Linked DNA regions of Homo sapiens: region 2 is linked to region 1. Evidence: chromatin contacts called from ENCODE Hi-C or POLR2A ChIA-PET data. All regions are on one chromosome and are shown on one strand. The core of a region is the stretch at or near the end of the contact, and the rest is flanking DNA. Distances in the headings are between cores, read along the strand shown. Region 1 holds the start of UBC (ubiquitin C). Region 2 overlaps SCARB1 (scavenger receptor class B member 1).

What was found. Hi-C counts contacts between places; a loop is a spot of excess contacts on that map. ChIA-PET counts read pairs that join two places held with the same protein, here RNA polymerase II (POLR2A). Pooled maps may share reads with other maps.
Region 2: POLR2A ChIA-PET joins it to region 1 with 11 read pairs in WTC11. The contact joins the enhancer-like site here to the promoter of UBC in region 1. A Hi-C loop is called at or near these places in 5 of 168 maps with a recorded cell type or tissue (CD14-positive monocyte, PC-3, cardiac septum and 2 more), 1 of 37 single-sample maps with no recorded cell type and 2 of 50 pooled maps. POLR2A ChIA-PET finds 5 or more read pairs at or near these places in 18 of 52 experiments (A549, A673, AG04449 and 13 more).

The regions. Positions count from the first base shown.
Region 1 is chr12:124,913,400-124,916,099 of GRCh38, reverse strand. UBC (ubiquitin C) reads left to right here and starts at 1,450. Exons shown (of 2, transcript NM_021009.7): 1 at 1,450-1,513; 2 at 2,326-2,700. The coding sequence starts at 2,329. MIR5188 (microRNA 5188) reads right to left here and starts at 553; the gene lies at 441-553. RefSeq lists enhancers at 1-97, 1,422-1,871, 1,196-2,153 and a silencer at 872-1,211.
Region 2 is chr12:124,846,431-124,849,130 of GRCh38, reverse strand. All of the region lies in intron 1 of SCARB1 (scavenger receptor class B member 1), which reads left to right. Among named protein-coding and RNA genes, the nearest start is that of SCARB1, 16 kb to the left of the region's middle. Within about 2 kb of position 1,335, at least 9 of the 41 ENCODE cell types and tissues checked have a DNase peak (open chromatin) inside an H3K27ac peak, as active enhancers do; they include dorsolateral prefrontal cortex, where a contact is called at or near this core.

The DNA of each region.
Region 1 (2,700 bases), core at 201-2,700:
TGTTCATAACTTAAAACAAGAATGCAGCCTTTTCCTAATGGCAAAATATTTTTCAGTTGGTAGCCTCTTTTTCTCTTTTTTTTGAAGCTTTTAAGGGTAGAAATCAAAATAGCCTCCCTACCTCCAATACATTTGTAGAAACAGGGACTATTTGTAGAAGAGTCCAGAAGGAACAGTGGCTGGGAAATTGAGGGCATGAGGGAGACTTTTCACTGTACACTTTAAAAAGACACATTTAAAAAATCTCACCATGTTCGTATATTTTAAAACATTTAAAAAATATACTGAAGAAATGACACGTAGGGATCACAAAATAGGTTGTGGTAAAAATTTAAAAAGCTGGCTGGTGATGCTTTTCTCCCCACTTCTTTTACCAAAATAGAATTGCCCTGTAGAATTACATTTCATATTTGACACCCTACCCTGCACTGAAATAAGGTTGGGATTCTATTCCTGTCTTTTAAAATCTCCGGTTTAAATGGGTCCGATTATTGAATGGATCCTGCTTACAATAATCGTACCCATTGAAACCAGAGAAATTTCCATGCCTCCCTGTTGGCATCAAGTAGGACCTTTCCATACCTGGCCCTCAGAATGTACAGGAAGGTGGAAGAACAGTCTAGAAGGATGTCGTTCGCTCAGCCTTGCGTTCCAGCTAAAATAAAACTGTGTGGGGTTTCCGCCTCTTTTTTCCAAATTTAACCTGGACACCCAGCTCCTCTGCAGTGTCTCCCCTGGAAAGTTCTCGAGCGTTCCCCAGCTTTAGGGCCACGCCCGCCCTGAGATCTGCCGAGTCATTGTCCTTGTCCCGCGGCCCCGGGAGCCCCCCGCGACCGGCCTGGGAGGCTCAGGGAGGTTGAAGGGGGCTGAGCAAAGGAAGCCCCGTCATTACCTCAAATGTGACCCAAAAATAAAGACCCGTCCATCTCGCAGGGTGGGCCAGGGCGGGTCAGGAGGGAGGGGAGGGAGACCCCGACTCTGCAGAAGGCGCTCGCTGCGTGCCCCACGTCCGCCGAACGCGGGGTTCGCGACCCGAGGGGACCGCGGGGGCTGAGGGGAGGGGCCGCGGAGCCGCGGCTAAGGAACGCGGGCCGCCCACCCGCTCCCGGTGCAGCGGCCTCCGCGCCGGGTTTTGGCGCCTCCCGCGGGCGCCCCCCTCCTCACGGCGAGCGCTGCCACGTCAGACGAAGGGCGCAGCGAGCGTCCTGATCCTTCCGCCCGGACGCTCAGGACAGCGGCCCGCTGCTCATAAGACTCGGCCTTAGAACCCCAGTATCAGCAGAAGGACATTTTAGGACGGGACTTGGGTGACTCTAGGGCACTGGTTTTCTTTCCAGAGAGCGGAACAGGCGAGGAAAAGTAGTCCCTTCTCGGCGATTCTGCGGAGGGATCTCCGTGGGGCGGTGAACGCCGATGATTATATAAGGACGCGCCGGGTGTGGCACAGCTAGTTCCGTCGCAGCCGGGATTTGGGTCGCAGTTCTTGTTTGTGGATCGCTGTGATCGTCACTTGGTGAGTAGCGGGCTGCTGGGCTGGCCGGGGCTTTCGTGGCCGCCGGGCCGCTCGGTGGGACGGAGGCGTGTGGAGAGACCGCCAAGGGCTGTAGTCTGGGTCCGCGAGCAAGGTTGCCCTGAACTGGGGGTTGGGGGGAGCGCAGCAAAATGGCGGCTGTTCCCGAGTCTTGAATGGAAGACGCTTGTGAGGCGGGCTGTGAGGTCGTTGAAACAAGGTGGGGGGCATGGTGGGCGGCAAGAACCCAAGGTCTTGAGGCCTTCGCTAATGCGGGAAAGCTCTTATTCGGGTGAGATGGGCTGGGGCACCATCTGGGGACCCTGACGTGAAGTTTGTCACTGACTGGAGAACTCGGTTTGTCGTCTGTTGCGGGGGCGGCAGTTATGGCGGTGCCGTTGGGCAGTGCACCCGTACCTTTGGGAGCGCGCGCCCTCGTCGTGTCGTGACGTCACCCGTTCTGTTGGCTTATAATGCAGGGTGGGGCCACCTGCCGGTAGGTGTGCGGTAGGCTTTTCTCCGTCGCAGGACGCAGGGTTCGGGCCTAGGGTAGGCTCTCCTGAATCGACAGGCGCCGGACCTCTGGTGAGGGGAGGGATAAGTGAGGCGTCAGTTTCTCTGGTCGGTTTTATGTACCTATCTTCTTAAGTAGCTGAAGCTCCGGTTTTGAACTATGCGCTCGGGGTTGGCGAGTGTGTTTTGTGAAGTTTTTTAGGCACCTTTTGAAATGTAATCATTTGGGTCAATATGTAATTTTCAGTGTTAGACTAGTAAATTGTCCGCTAAATTCTGGCCGTTTTTGGCTTTTTTGTTAGACAATGCAGATCTTCGTGAAGACTCTGACTGGTAAGACCATCACCCTCGAGGTTGAGCCCAGTGACACCATCGAGAATGTCAAGGCAAAGATCCAAGATAAGGAAGGCATCCCTCCTGACCAGCAGAGGCTGATCTTTGCTGGAAAACAGCTGGAAGATGGGCGCACCCTGTCTGACTACAACATCCAGAAAGAGTCCACCCTGCACCTGGTGCTCCGTCTCAGAGGTGGGATGCAAATCTTCGTGAAGACACTCACTGGCAAGACCATCACCCTTGAGGTCGAGCCCAGTGACACCATCGAGAACGTCAAAGCAAAGATCCAGGACAAGGAAGGCATTCCTCCTGACCAGCAGAGGTTGATCTTTGCCGGAAAG
Region 2 (2,700 bases), core at 86-2,585, 67 kb after region 1:
CCTGGCTTGGCCACTTCCCAGTTGGGTGCCTTCAGGCAAGTGACTTACCCTCTCTGTGCCTTTTTTACTTTTCTGTAAAATGAAGTTAATAAAAGTGTCTCCTACATAGGGCTTTTAAGGTGGCAGAATTGGCACATGTCACACTTCAAATAGCAGCTCGGCAAGTGTCAAGTAAGGGCTGGCTGTTTCCAACATCTTAACCGGATAGACACAGACATAGAGAGGGATCCATCTGTCAGCAGTTTGCTGAAATGGGACCATACTATGCACGCTTTGCTGCACCGTGGGTTTCTCACGCTGTCATCGCTTGTCCATGTCGTCCTCAGTCAGCTGGGATTTTCTGGTGATGATCACGCTCTGATTCTCTAGATGCCTGGAAACGCTCCACGGTGCGGATGTACCACGGCTCGTTCTGCCGTTCTCACGAGGGAGGCATCCAGCTTGTAAAATAAAGCAGCCCAGTGTGTTCTTCCACCACCACATCACCCAAGGTTCTATTTTCAAAGATTTTATTTTGTAAAAACGGGAAGAAAAGTACAAGTTGCTGCATGTGCATCCTCTCTCTCTCGTTGCTGAGCCTTTTGGGTGCATCCTAAGGACAAGGACGTCCTTCTCCATGGCCGTGGACCACGGCCCCACTCAAGAAGGCCACGAGGATCCACACCTTTAATCTGACAGTCTGTGTTCAGATTCCCTTACGGCCCCAATAACACTTTTTGTCATAGTTGTTCATTAAAAAATTTTGAATTGGCCGGGCGTGGTGGCTCACGCTTGTAATCCCAGCACTGTGGGAGGCCGAGGCGGGTGGATCACAAGGTCAAGAGATTGAGACCATCCTGGGCAGCATGGTGAAACCCTGTCTCTACTAAAAGTAAAAAAATTAGCCAGGCATGGTGGCGCACACCTGTAGTCCCAGCTACTCGGGAGGCTGAGGCAGGAGAATCGCTTGAACCCAGGAGGCGGAGGTTGCAGTGAGCCGAGATCGTGCCACTGCACTCCAGCCTGGGCGACAGAGTGAGTCTCCGTCTCAGAAAAAGAAAATTTTTTTTTGAATCCAAGGTTGCATGCTGTGTCTGGTTGCCTCATGTGTTTTTCCTCTTTAATCCAGACCTGTTCTCCAGCCCTTTTCTCTTTGCTGGGTCTTTCAGGACACTGGCATCTGTAAAGGGGCCAGGCGGGTGCTTTTGGCAGGATGGCCCTTGATTTGGATTTGTCTGATTGCTTTCTCAGGAGTGCACGTGGTCTTCCCACAGACTCCCACACAAAAGCCTCATTGTGTGAATCAGATTGGAGCAGAGTGTTTCTGATGAGCCGGGGTTGGGTGCCTGGATCCTCCCCCAGCTCCCAGCCTGGCAGTCACAGTGCAAGTCTGAACCTCTTGGGTTGAAGAAGCCTGCAATTCCTCCTGGTCCCTTCCTCCACCTGCTTTCTAAAATTTCTGGCTCTCATTCCTTGCCTTTGAGCGGTGATGTGTCCATCCTTCAGCGGCCCTCGGCCAGCCTCTGCCCACCCCAGTGCCATCACATGGGAAGAGATGGCGGATCTGATCCCTGACTCATCCCCTGGGCCAGGAAGATTGTGGAAACCCTGGGGTCTCAGGGCTGGTCGGGTGGAAACGGGAGGCTGGATGGAGTGGCAGGTGGGGGCTTTTCCTGTTTTGCCTCTCCCTAACTGGGCCTCCCGGCAGCCACTAGCCCAGATGCCCAGGCCTCAGAGCCTTGTGGAAATTCTTGTGCCAGATCATCTTGGCCCTGTCTGGCCTCCTGGCAGGCAGGTGGAGGTCAAACTGGCCTTACTTGGCCGAGAGCCCATTGCAGCCAGGATCCCTTGGCAGCTCTGGGAACAGCCAAGTCTCCCCTGTCCTTGGGATTTCCTTCCACTGTCTGTTCCCAGGCTCCTGGACTCCACCTGCTGCAACCCCTCGCTTTGCACTTTCCACCCAGAGTCTTGGATTTCTGTTTTTTGTGAAATTTGCTCACTTTGAGGAAAGTGTAAGACATATGCAATCAAATATGTAACTAAGATGAACATGCATGCAATCACCCCACGTGAAGAAGAGGGAAAGCTCATCTGCCCCGAAGCCCCTGCAGAAGACACTGTGTTTGGTCCCAGCTTGCTTTGCTTTTTATAGTATCACTCCCTCATAGCCATCCCTAAACACCGGGATTAGTTTGGTCCGGTTTTGGACTTAACTTGGATGCAGGCATACTCTCAGTATTTTTGTTTGGTTTGGTCTTGCTGGTGTTACTTCATATGGTATTTGTGGGATCCACCCACATTGCTGCGATAAGCTGCACTCTATTTTCATGGCCATGTCATATCACAGTTCATGATGCTAATCGGAAGAAGCTGAGTATCACAGTTCATCTGTCTTTTTTTTTTTTTTTTTTTTTTTTTTTTTGAGATGGAGTCTTGCTGTGTGGCCAGGCTAGAGTGCAGTGGCGCGATCTCAGCTCACTGCAACTTCTGCCCCCCGGGTTCAAGCAATTCTCCTGCCTCAGCCTCCCAAGTGCACCACCATGCCCAGCTAATTTTTGTATTTTTAGTAGAGATGGGGTTTCACTATGTTGGCCAGGATGGTCTCGACCTCTTGACCTCATGATCCGCCTGCCTCGGCCTCCCAAAGTGCTGAGATTACAGGCGTGAGCCACCACGCCCGGCCAGTTCATCTGTTTTAACCCTGATGCCGGTGACTGTGTT